4 separate regions of the Homo sapiens genome follow, and all the other regions are linked to region 2. The links are chromatin contacts, found by Hi-C or POLR2A ChIA-PET in ENCODE. All regions are on one chromosome and are shown on one strand. The core of a region is the stretch at or near the end of the contact, and the rest is flanking DNA. Distances in the headings are between cores, read along the strand shown.

Evidence for each region. A loop is a pair of places that touch in the nucleus more often than their neighbours do. ChIA-PET counts read pairs that join two places held with the same protein, here RNA polymerase II (POLR2A). Pooled maps may share reads with other maps.
Region 1: a loop to region 2 is called in a map with no recorded cell type, with 11 times the contacts of the local background. The contact joins the promoter of SNX17 here to the promoter of ADGRF3 in region 2. A Hi-C loop is called at or near these places in 1 of 37 single-sample maps with no recorded cell type and 8 of 50 pooled maps. POLR2A ChIA-PET finds 5 or more read pairs at or near these places in 2 of 52 experiments (A673 and T-cell).
Region 3: a loop to region 2 is called in a map of ascending aorta, with 5 times the contacts of the local background. The contact joins the promoter of EFR3B here to the promoter of ADGRF3 in region 2. A Hi-C loop is called at or near these places in 1 of 168 maps with a recorded cell type or tissue (ascending aorta), 1 of 37 single-sample maps with no recorded cell type and 7 of 50 pooled maps. POLR2A ChIA-PET finds 5 or more read pairs at or near these places in 1 of 52 experiments (Caco-2).
Region 4: a pooled map shows a loop between it and region 2 (3-fold over the local background). The contact joins the enhancer-like site here to the promoter of ADGRF3 in region 2. A Hi-C loop is called at or near these places in 1 of 168 maps with a recorded cell type or tissue (CD4-positive, alpha-beta memory T cell) and 5 of 50 pooled maps. POLR2A ChIA-PET finds 5 or more read pairs at or near these places in 1 of 52 experiments (activated CD4-positive, alpha-beta T cell).

The regions. Positions count from the first base shown.
Region 1 is chr2:27,369,366-27,372,065 of GRCh38, reverse strand. SNX17 (sorting nexin 17) reads right to left here and starts at 1,450. Exons shown (of 15, transcript NM_014748.4): 1 at 1,260-1,450; 2 at 723-797. The coding sequence starts at 1,322. EIF2B4 (eukaryotic translation initiation factor 2B subunit delta) reads left to right here and starts at 1,728. Exons shown (of 13, transcript NM_001034116.2): 1 at 1,728-1,782; 2 at 2,147-2,190; 3 at 2,517-2,652. The coding sequence starts at 1,752. RefSeq lists enhancers at 1,068-1,157, 1,378-1,437, 559-1,520, 1,458-1,547, 1,768-2,047 and 1 more.
Region 2 is chr2:26,345,355-26,348,054 of GRCh38, reverse strand. It overlaps ADGRF3 (adhesion G protein-coupled receptor F3), which reads left to right and starts at 1,266. Exons shown (of 14, transcript NM_001321971.2): 1 at 1,266-1,934. The coding sequence starts at 1,821. SELENOI (selenoprotein I) reads right to left here and starts at 1,912. Exons shown (of 10, transcript NM_033505.4): 1 at 1,766-1,912. The coding sequence starts at 1,822. RefSeq lists enhancers at 1,008-1,107, 1,220-1,987, 2,308-2,447 and silencers at 1,648-1,697, 1,758-1,817, 1,868-2,097.
Region 3 is chr2:25,040,790-25,043,489 of GRCh38, reverse strand. EFR3B (EFR3 homolog B) reads right to left here and starts at 1,414. Exons shown (of 23, transcript NM_014971.2): 1 at 1,171-1,414. The coding sequence starts at 1,177. RefSeq lists silencers at 21-150, 481-610, 721-800, 931-1,550 and enhancers at 508-1,456, 1,457-2,406.
Region 4 is chr2:25,272,046-25,274,745 of GRCh38, reverse strand. All of the region lies in intron 6 of DNMT3A (DNA methyltransferase 3 alpha), which reads left to right. Among named protein-coding and RNA genes, the nearest start is that of MIR1301, 55 kb to the left of the region's middle. RefSeq lists an enhancer at 1,196-1,696. Within about 2 kb of position 1,250, at least 19 of the 41 ENCODE cell types and tissues checked have a DNase peak (open chromatin) inside an H3K27ac peak, as active enhancers do.

The DNA.
Region 1 (2,700 bases), core at 201-2,700, 1.0 Mb before region 2:
TAAAAATACAAAAATTAGCTGGGTGTGGAGGCAGCCGCCTGTAATCCCAGCTACTCAGGAGGCTGAGGAAGGAGAATCGCTTGAACCCAGGAGGCAGAGGTTGCAGTGAGCCGAGATCGTGCCACTGCACTCCAGCCTGGGCAACAAGAGAGAAACTCCGTCCCAAAAAAAGATATCAGGTAACTTGTTCAGGGTTGCACAACTAATTATCAGTGGAGCTCTACTGAGTTAAATAGAGTTTAAGATCTGGTAAGGAAGGAGGAGAAACATTGCATCACAGATACATAACGATAATTGGCACAGCTAAACACACTGAAATGAGCCGAAGAACACAAAAGGAAATCGGTGAATCGTTTGTATAAGCAGGGAAAAGAATTTCAAGTTGCCGCTCAGATGACAGAAGGAATGTGCTTTGACAGCCTGGGTGGAGGTAGTGGGGGGAGGGGTTGGTTTGTCCATGCAGGGGTAAAGGCTACTAGAGCAGTAAGACTGGACAGAAAACCAGAATATAAGAACAGGAAGGAGCAGTTGTTGCGCGGACATTAAGCTTCTTAGGGAGTTCCCGGAAATGTCAGACAAGATAAACCAGGGCCCTACCCTGTGGCAGTGATTAAAGGGGAACTACAGCCTACGGGAACAAGAAGAGCGGGTAAAGGGAGACACTGATGTCCACGTGTAGGGAAGGGCTTGAAGCTGTCTCAAGGCAGGGGTGCTAGTCCCACCTGCTCGTGCAGCCCCAGGAGCTGGCTGTAGCGCACCCGACAGTGCAGGACTCCATTCACGTGAATGTTATAGGCCTGAGGACACAAAAGTAGTCAAGCATTTTAGGGTTGCGGTCTGCGCAACCCCCCTGAGAACCCTGGCCGGAAGTTGCCTGGCAACTCGCCGGAGTAACGCGCTAATCTCCCGAGGGATAGTTCGCTTGTTTTCGCCAGGGCCAAGTCCCAAAGCTGAAGAGCCAGTCCGGGGGAAATTCGGACGCTTGTGTTGCAGTCTCACTGCCCAAGAGGCCAGTGACGCCCACCAGGGCAGCTGCGGCCTAGCTCGGGGAAGCGACCCGGCCTAAGGGCCTACAGGAGCTCGGGCGACCACTGCACGAATCACACACATGAGATAAGCTCCCAGAGAGGCCGTCGGGAGTCGGCGGCCCAGGACCAGGCCCGAAGGGTGGCGGTCAGGCCTCAGAGGCCGCTCCGAGATGGCTCGGGCCCGTTATCCCCGCCCCTGCCCGGCCCGGCTCGGCTCCGGCCGCTCCTCACCACGTAGGCGGAGCCGCCGCTGTCCCCGCTGCGGGACTCGGTTTCGGGAATGGAAAAGTGCATGTTCCCTACGGCACGGCACGGCCGGGCTCCGGACTGTGAGGGCCGCAGCGGCTCTGCACGCTCCCCCTCCGCTGCTCAGCGAGTCCCCGCAGCCTCACTCGCCATTTTGGGAGCCCTGCGATCCGATGTGGGAAGGCGGTGGGACGTCGGTTCTGGGACGCAATCGCCTGGGCATGCTGGGAACTGTAGTCTAAAGGGCAAGAGCCACCTGTCCGGATAGGGAGCCCAAAGTGGAGTTGGCCCTCATTGCAACCCGTAGTGCGGGGCGGGGCCTCGGGGCCCGTCGGAAATTGTAGTCCGATTGGGGCTGCGCGCTTCGCTTCTGCGGCTCAGCCTCCAGCCCAGGTGGCGCTGTGGACCCTGCAGCCGCGGAGCGAGGCAGCGGGGCGGCTCCGTGACCACGGCGGGCGGAGCCTAGGACTGAGGGCGATGGCTGCTGTGGCCGTGGCTGTTCGCGAGGGTGAGTGAAGAGCCGGGCCTGCCTACTGGTACGCGGAGCCGACGAGCTCCGGACAGCTAGTGCCGGGCCTTGAGCGCCTTTGGGCCCCGCCGCTCCGTTCCAGCGCCACGCTGGGCTCCGGTCTACACAGTCTCGAGCGCAGTCCCGCGCCGCGCACCGGCTGGTTGCTGTGAGGAGGGTCGGTGACCCCTCCATTCCTTTGATCCGCCGCGCAGTGCGTCCCCACGCGGATCCCTGGCTCGCCTCGCGCCTGCCGGCGGATCCGTGGTCATGCCAACCCAGCAGCCGGCTGCGCCGAGTACTCGTGCCCCCAAACCCTCCCGGAGTCTCTCTGGCTCACTTTGTGCCCTGTTTTCTGATGCAGACTCGGGATCCGGGATGAAGGCGGAGCTTCCCCCTGGGCCTGGGGTAAGTGAGGCTTCCCTCCCAAGCCGCCTGCCAAGCGCTACGCAGGAGGCTGTGCCAGCTTTATTCCGCCCCAGCTCCCATCCCGTGTCGGTTTATTTCTCAGTAAAGCCAGGAGATTTTACAGAGGTCTTGCAACCCTAGGGATATATGATTCTGTCCCTGGAGGAGAAACGTCAGCCTCTGTGGATGTAAGCTTGCAACAGGTAGCTTGTGGAAGTTAGGAAGAACTAGGGATTTAACCATGTGGAAATCTTGTAAGCATCCAATAGTATTTGTTCCCCTTTGGAATTGTTGGGGAAGAGCAGTATCCTATGTCTGTGTCTCAGGCAGTGGGGAGGGAAATGACCAAAGAAGAAAAGCTGCAGCTTCGGAAGGAAAAGAAACAGCAGAAGAAGAAACGGAAGGAAGAAAAGGGGGCAGAACCAGAGACTGGCTCTGCTGTATCTGCAGCCCAATGTCAAGGTGAGTGAGGGGTCTCTTTTAAAGGGCTGGGGTGTGGAGCTGGTAGAG
Region 2 (2,700 bases), core at 17-2,516:
GTTATAAATGTGTGCTTTTTTTTCCCCAAGGAAGCCTCATTATAACTAAAATGATATCAACAAACTATTTTAGTGAACATTGGACGCTTGCTAAATCGACCTTTGTTTTCCAGGATGATAGGAAGTCATCTGCTGTCAGATACAGGAACTTATATAATAAAAAAGGGGGAAAGATCAGAACAGAAAATTACACGAAACTTCTAGTAAATTAAGACACTTATTTAGTTGAAAATATAAATCTAGGGAAGATTCTTTATAAGAAAAAGGAGATTTCCTATTATAAACACTGCTCCCATTGAAATAGCTATTTTATTGGCACTTAGAAAGTCAGACCCTAGTAAGGAAGAAAATGTTTTATATGTCAATATTTACCCTGCAGAACAGACAACAAAAGGGGAGTAGAGCTTAAGGCAAAACAGGAGGTATCTGGGTTAACAGCCTTCTAAAATGAAAGTTGAAAAGCACTGGCCCGAGTTACCAAGAAGGCTCTGGACCCTCTTTCCACTTAAAATGTTAAGACAAGTCATCACCTCGGTTCAGAATGGTATGGCACAATACGGCTTGAAAGCAGAGAAACATGCTATGTGACCTTCTAAGGACCCTTGCTTTTTTTTTTTTTAACTCGAGTTAAACAAAATCCATTATGACTTTTTCAGTTATTCATTCATTCCACAAATGCTTACTGGGTGCCTAGTATGCACATAGCACTGTGCTTAAGCCATGATGGTCCACAAGAAAACTCTAATGAGTTGGGCATTATATTCTAATGGCGAGACACGCTAAAGCAGCAATTCCATAAACGAACAGAGCGCACATTTAAGGGGGAAAGGGGCACGTAGGGAGGGCTTCTTTGAGGAAGCAATATTTAAGCTAAGATGTGAAGATGAACGGGTAACAACAAGGATGAAGGGTTAAAGCCCATATTTCAGGCTTGGTCGACTGGATGGTTAGAGTCATTCATTGGTAAAGGAACTGCGGATGGGAACCAGATTTGGAGGAAAGTTAACCACCCGCATTTATTTACTGGGGTCCTAGTATGTTGCCAAGCGCTTCACAAATTCCTCTAATCATTTTGCACAGCAGAAGCTATTACTTTCAGTTTCATACACAAAAGAGAGGCTGAGCGGGGTTAAAATGACGTGCCCAAGACGAAATAAAGAAATCTGACTTTTGTAATCAGGTTTGTATGTGCTCGAAAGCCCGCGCTCTTTCCACTCCACAGCTCCTTCCTGTGCACCTCCCTTTCATCTGGTGGCCCTAGCGCCACAAGCTGCCGCTTAGGAAGTCCCTGCCGGGAGCAGAAGTGGAGACATCAGCAGGATGGCATCGGCAAGTCGCTCCCCTCCCGGGCCTCATCTGCCAAACGATCATCTCCTCCTCCGAAGTTGTATGCATGACAGGCGAGTGGAAACTTCACTAAAATGAAGGCGATTGACACAACAGAAGGAACTCCATCCTTTCGGGGGCTTACGAAAATAATAAGTTTAAAAAAAATAGGAAGGGAATTCCCTCGCTCCATGATCACTGAGCGCTCTCCTAAGGAAAAGGAAATCTCCCGGGGGGTGCCGACTACGGGCGGCGGGCTTAGGATGCTCCCACGCTCCCCGACCCCCAATCCCCAGGACCCGCAGGACCTCCGGAGGAACGCCCGCCAGCCCGCCCGGAGCCACGCGGCACAAGGTGACACGGACCGCGCCGCGCGGGCCCCTCAGCCGCCTGGGCGAGGCCGGGAGCAGGGAGAGGGGCATCCGCCGGCCCGCGGTACCTTGTACTTATCAAAGCCAGCCAGCTGCTCCGGGCTCACGTATTCGTAGCCAGCCATGACGACCCGAAAACTGAGCGCCCACTCGGCAGCGACTCCCGGCTACAAGGCTGTGACACACAAGCACCACACCGGCTGGGCAAGGATGGCAAAGACTGGGCTGCCCGAGAAGGTAGGAGAGCCGCGCTCCGCCCACCGCGCACGCGTAGCCGCCTCGGCCCCTTCGGCCGCCTCTCAGTGCGCAAGCGCAGCCCACGCTTCTCCCCGCCCATCGAGGGGGGGTTGCTAGCCCGCTCGAGCGGCCCGTCCCCCGACACTGCTGTTGTCCAATCGGCGTGGATCAGGCAACACTAAGTCCCGCCTTCCAGCTCTCTTCGTCGCTTCATTTGCTAGCGTCAAAATTGGTGAGCTGAGGTAAGGCAAGAGAGGGGGTGAAAGGTCAATTTCCCAGCGGGCTTTGCTCCCGGTCCCGGGGGAAGGTGGGATTTCTGTGGTATCCGCACTTGCGTGGTGATCTGGGGTATACCGTTTTAGTCTTGGGGGTAGAGTGACTGCTTGCGAACCAGTTCAGCAGTGCCTCAGGTAAGAGGACTTAGTTCTCCCGCTGCAGCGAAGTAAAAGAGGAAGGAGGTCTGTACCGCGAGCCGCTCCCAGCTCCTGGTGCGGTGCGCTGCGTGCCGTAGAAATTTAGTAAACGTGGTTAGATGTAGAGAAGGCCGAGCTGCTGCCGGGGCCACGGGAGTCTTTGTGCGGTCAGCAGAGGGACTTGAAAGACAGGTGAAAGGACATTGGAGACAAGCCCCTCAGGTCTATGTTGCTTAGGAACCTTGGACCGCCTCATCGCACTCCGCTCTATCAAACCGTTCCAAATTAAGATTGCTGGTGTCTCCCGACCAGATAAAAGCAGTGATCTCTCAGTCTCGACGAGTCCTTAAATG
Region 3 (2,700 bases), core at 165-2,664, 1.3 Mb after region 2:
TCAGTAGGGGGGCCCACCAATTGCTGAGCCTTTCCACCAGGCTCTCAGCTTCCTCTGCCTCTAACAAACTTTGTGACTCACAGTCTGTTCGCGGAGCGAGGCAGCTGAGCAGCCGAGCAGCCTCAGTGATGGGTTAAATTGGGAACGCACTCTTCTCCAAACACTGACCCCTCAAGTGCAGCCTGAGCCCCTACCTTGCAGTGGGGGTGGGAGGTGAGCACAGCTCCAATTATTTTGCTGGCACTAGAAGAGCTGCCAGAGACCTGGGTTTTCATGGACTTATGTCTACCGGGATCACACACACACGCACAGCCCTTGGTGGGCTGCAGGCTCAGGAATGCAGTCCATTCCTAGACTGGTCTAGGTCTCCAGTGCTCCATTCATCAGAGCTGCAATGTGGGACCCAACGCGCTCTCTCTTCTTCACCCACACTGCCTGCAAAACCAGAGGGAGTCCTAGCAAATGATCAAGCAGAGCCGTGCATCGTGAGGGTCTGGCTAACTGTTGCACGGCAGTTGAGGGGATGGCGGTGGAGGCGGGGAGAGGTCAGGGCTGTGCTGCACCCTCTCAGCAGCGTCTCCTCCCTTCATCACTGCGGAGGGAAAATCTGGAAGTTGGTGAACCTGGATCCCGCGGGGCGGCAGGGGCAGGCAGAGGCCGAGTCCATTCAGGCGGGCGAGACGAGACTCGGCCACTGGCTGCTCCCCGGGCCTCTGCGCCGCCGGCGCCGCCTCCCGCCTTCTCCGAGCCGCGCAGACGACCGGCCGCGGGCGTCTCCCTCAGCCCTGGACCGGCTTCCCACAGAAAACTCCCAGGCACAAACCGCTTTTGTTAATTCCGCAAATGCTGCCACACGACCACCTCCTCCAGCACTCCCGGTCTGCTCGGCTCCGGGAGACCCGCTTTCCCCTGAGCCTCCGCCCCCCGAAGGACCACCGCCCAGCACCGGCACGCGCCGGGCCTGGAGAGGACCCCAGGGTCCCCGGCCCGAGGCATCTTTGTCCTCGCAGCGCAGACGCGCGCGCACAGAGCGACCGCAACAGCCCCGCCGGGCACCAGGTCAGCGGCCTGGCCCCGCGCCAGGGCCGTGCAGGGGGACAATGGTCCGCGCCGGGGAAGTTTGCGGAGTCGCCCCCGCGGGCCCGGGCCCGGGCGCGGAGCCCTCCTTACCGTACATCTCGGCGGGGCGCGCGCCTCTCGAGAGGCCGGCGTCGCTGCGGCGTTCCCAGCCAGCCCTCGGCGGCGCCCGCCTTTCATTCACAGTCGGGGCGGGGACTGGCGGCGGCCGACAGGGGCCCGGGCGGGGAGGGAGCAGACGCGGGGGCCGGCCGCGGGCAGGACGGAGCCGGGCGCCGCCAGCCCATTCAGCGCCGGGCTGCAGCGGCCGCCTCCGCTCGGGTTGCTGGGCACTGCTGCGCGCAGGGGGCGGGGGCTATGCTAATACTAATGCTCCTCCCTCCCGGCTCGGCCAACCCGAGGCCTCTGCGAGCCCCTCGCCCCGCCCCGCCCCTGCGCCCCGCCCCCGAGAAACCCACAGCCGGAGATGCGCCTTTTCCGAGGCTGTCGCCCTAAGGGCCGCAGCGTGCACCTGCGGAGCTACCCACCCCAACTCCCTGCTCCTGTCGGAGCGCTCGGAAGCTCTCCCTAACCTGGGGTCCTCGAGGTCAGCCGGGGCGCTGAGAGCTGCAGGTGCACCCCTCCTCCAGTTCTGTCCAGGCTGCGTGGGCTAAGCCGGGGGGCGCAAGGATGGGAATTGGGGAATGACTTCCACCCTCTCCTGGCTAGGTACCTTAGCTGAGCGCCGTTCTCTGATGAAGCCCTCCAGCCCTCAGCTGCGCCCTACCAGCTACTCTCTGGCTAGGTGCCCAGCCACTCTCTGGCTAGGTGCTTGCTACCACCAAACAGCGTCCTTCCCGGGTCAGGGACGCAGGAAACGCACCCCACTCCCAACCCCCAAGGGCTGCAGGAAGTCCGCTTGCTTTTCCTCTCCCTGATTTATATGTGTAATTCGCAAGCTTTGCCGCCAGGATCCTCTCCAGCTGAGCCCCAGCGCCGACTTGAATTCCAGCTCTGCACCTGCCGTGACCCTATGAGGAACAGGCACAGAGAGGCAGCGGCTCATGCCTACGCCCACACCTGAAGATCTCTCCTAAGCTAGCTCAGGACTTCCCTGGGCTTCTCATCCAGCCTTCTTTACATTGCACACGTTCCCGTCTTTTTTTTTTTTTTTTTTTTTTTTTTTTTTTTTTTTGACATGGAGTCTCACTCTCGCCCAGGGTGGAGTACAGTGGCACTATCTCGGCTCCCTGCAAACTCCGCCTCCTGGGTTCAAGCGATTCTTCCACCTCAGCCTCCAGAGTAGCTGGGACTACAGGTGCGTGCCACCACGCCCGGCTAATTTTTGTATTTTTTGGTAGAGAAGGGATTTCACCATGTTGGCCAGGCTGGTCTGGAACTCCTGACCTCAAGTGATCCGCCCGCCTCGGCCTCCCAAAGTGCTGAGATTACAGGCCTGAGCCACTTCTCCTGCCCCTCCTGGCCTTTCAATATCGATTTCTTAGTTTCTCTTGGCCCATGGTTGAGAGTTGTTTGGGTTTTCTTTTGTTTTTTTCTACTGGTAGAAATATTCTACTAGTAGAAGTTAGAGAGGAAAGGAACTTAAAGATACTTAAGAACTGAACTTCATTTTACTTCATTTAA
Region 4 (2,700 bases), core at 1-2,500, 1.1 Mb after region 2:
GACCCTGGGCGTATACGGTTCCTGCTCTCATGGAGTTGACATTCTGATGGGGGAGACAGGCAGAACATAAAGAAACAAGGGGCTGAAATAGAAGATAGCAGAGGCCTGCTTTAGTTGGGGTGGTCAAGACAGGCTTCTTGGAGGAGGTGGCATTTCAGTTAAGGTCTGAAGGAACCGAAGAGCTGGCTCTGTGAGGAGTGGGGTCAGGGAGAGTGTTCTAGGCAGAGGAAACAGCACCAGCAAGGCCTTGACTTGTTTGGCAAACTGTATGCCAGGGTGAAATGGCAAAGGAGAAAGGGCCAGATGCAGCCAGAGAGGCAGGCGGGGCTCCACACATCAGTTGGAGACCTGCAGAGTCTGCCCAAAAGCTGGCTTACTTCTGACAATACTGGGCAGCCATAGAAGGTTTCTGTGCACAGGAAGGATGTGATGTGGATTTGAGAGGCAGCAGTGGAGACAGAGAAGAGCTTTGGGGTGTATTTTGGAGCTAGAATAGCTAGGGCTTGCTGATGGACCGGCAGGGAGGGGAACTGGTGGACTCAAGGAGGACTCACAGGGGTCTGGCCTGAACACCTGGTGATGGTTGTGCCATTTGCTCAGATGGGAAGACCCAGGGGAGGATGAGTTTGGGACAGGTGGGAATTGAGGGCTCCGTGTGAGATGCCAGGTGCCTGGAGTCTGGGCTGTAGGGAAGTACGGGCGACAGAGGTGGGATTTGAGAGCAGAACCCTGGCATTTAAATCCATGGGAACTTAAGGGCTCAGCAAGGGGAGAAGGAGGAGAGACGAAGTCTCAGAACATGTCCATGAAAACCCCGACATTTCTGGGCCACATGGAGAGGAGGAGTGGCAGGCAGTAGGGACTGAGGGAGAAAGCAGTACAGAGCGGTGTCTGGGGAAGCACGGGGTTTTCCCAGAGGGTGGCTGCCCAGCCCTAGGGAAAGCTGAATTCACTGAGACATGCCCATGGCGTTGGACAACCTGGAAAGGAGCTGGTGACTTTATAGAGAAGCTTCTGTGGGGGTCGGGGAGGTGGGAACAGCCCGTGGAGGGCTTCAGCCATGCAGAGAGGTGAGAAAATGGAGGCTGAAAGACTGAGGAGGGAAATCAACTCGCCACGCACAATTTTTGAGCTGTCTTGTATGTTTGATTAGTAGAGAACTGGGTACAAAGAGAAGTGGGTGGTGACCTAGCTGCACAGGAAAAGAGAGGAAACTGCCACCACGTGGGGCACTTCACGTGAACTCAGCTCTCATTTCGTCTTTACCCCAGGCCTCCAGGGGAAGGCGGCCCTGTTTGTCTGTTCGCCTTTGTGTGAGAGCTTTCTCTAGAGAAAGTGCAGAACAGAGGCCAGGCGCGGTGGCTTACACCTGTAATCTCAGCACTTTGGGAAGCTGAAAGGAGGTCAGGAGTTCGAGACCAGCCTGGCTAGCTTGGTGAACCCCTGTCTCTACCAAAAATACAAAAAATTAGCCAGGCGTGGTGGCTCATGCCTGTAATCCCAGCACTTTGGGAGGCTGAGGCGGGCGGATCACCTAAGGTCAGGAGTTCGAGACCAGTCTGCCCAACATGGCAAAACCCTGTTTCTACTAAAAAGACAAAAAATTAGCCGGGCATGGTGGCAGGCGCCTGTAATCCCAGCTACTCAGGAGACTGAGGCAGGAGAATCACTTGAACCCGGGAGGCGGAGGTTGCAGTGAGCTGAGATCACACCACTACACTCCAGCCTGGACAACAAGAGCAAAACTCTGTCTCAAAAAAAAAAAAAATACAAACAATTAGCCAGGTGTGGTGGTGCGTGCCTATAGTCCCAGCTACTCAAGAGGCTGAGGCAGGAGAATTGCTTGAACCCGACAGGTGGAGGTTGCGGTGAGGCGAGATTGAGCCACTGCACTCCAGCCTGGGCAACAGAGCAAAATTCCGTCTCAAAAAAAAAAAAAAAAGAGAAAGTGCAGAACAGGGTGGGGGTTCTGGCTGCTTGATTGTTTTCTTTTCCTCTGGGATCCAGGAAGGCAGAAATTACTTTCCCGGAAGAGCCCGGAGAAAGGGCAGCCTGTCTGAGGTCTGGGAGGAGAGGCACTTACCCCTGTGCGTGGAATGTTGTGTTTGGGGTGGAAATTCAGGAATGGGGCTCTTCTCTCCAAGTCAGTCGCTGCACTCCTGGGTTCCCCGCAACCCAGAAACAGGGGCTTTGCTTTTTAGCTCCTGGTTCTGTGAGCGAAGTGTTTCTGTTCTCATTTAGCCCTGGGGCAAGAAGCTTAGACTATGACTTTTAGGAACCGGAAGAACTTTCAGAAATTCCATGATTCTCAAACTCTGCTCCCTTGAAGAAGCAGTATGGAGGCCTGCCCTCAGTTACAGTGAAAAAAAGGGTTCTTTCCTCAACTCCCAGGAAAAATTAGATCATAGATACATTTTCTCAATTTTAGGTCTCTACTAAAATTTAAAAAGACTTTTTTGGGCTGGACGCAGTGGCTCACACCTGTAACCCCAGCACTTCGGGAGGCCGAGGCGGGTGGATCACCTTAGGTCAGGAGTTTGAGACCAGCCTGGCCAACATGTTGAAACCCCATCTGTACTACAAATACAAAAATTAGCTGGGCATAGTGGCGGGCACCTGTAATCCCAGCTACTTGGGAGGCTGAGGCAGGAGAATCACTGGAACCCAGGAGGCAGAGGTTGCAGTGAGCCGAGATTGTGC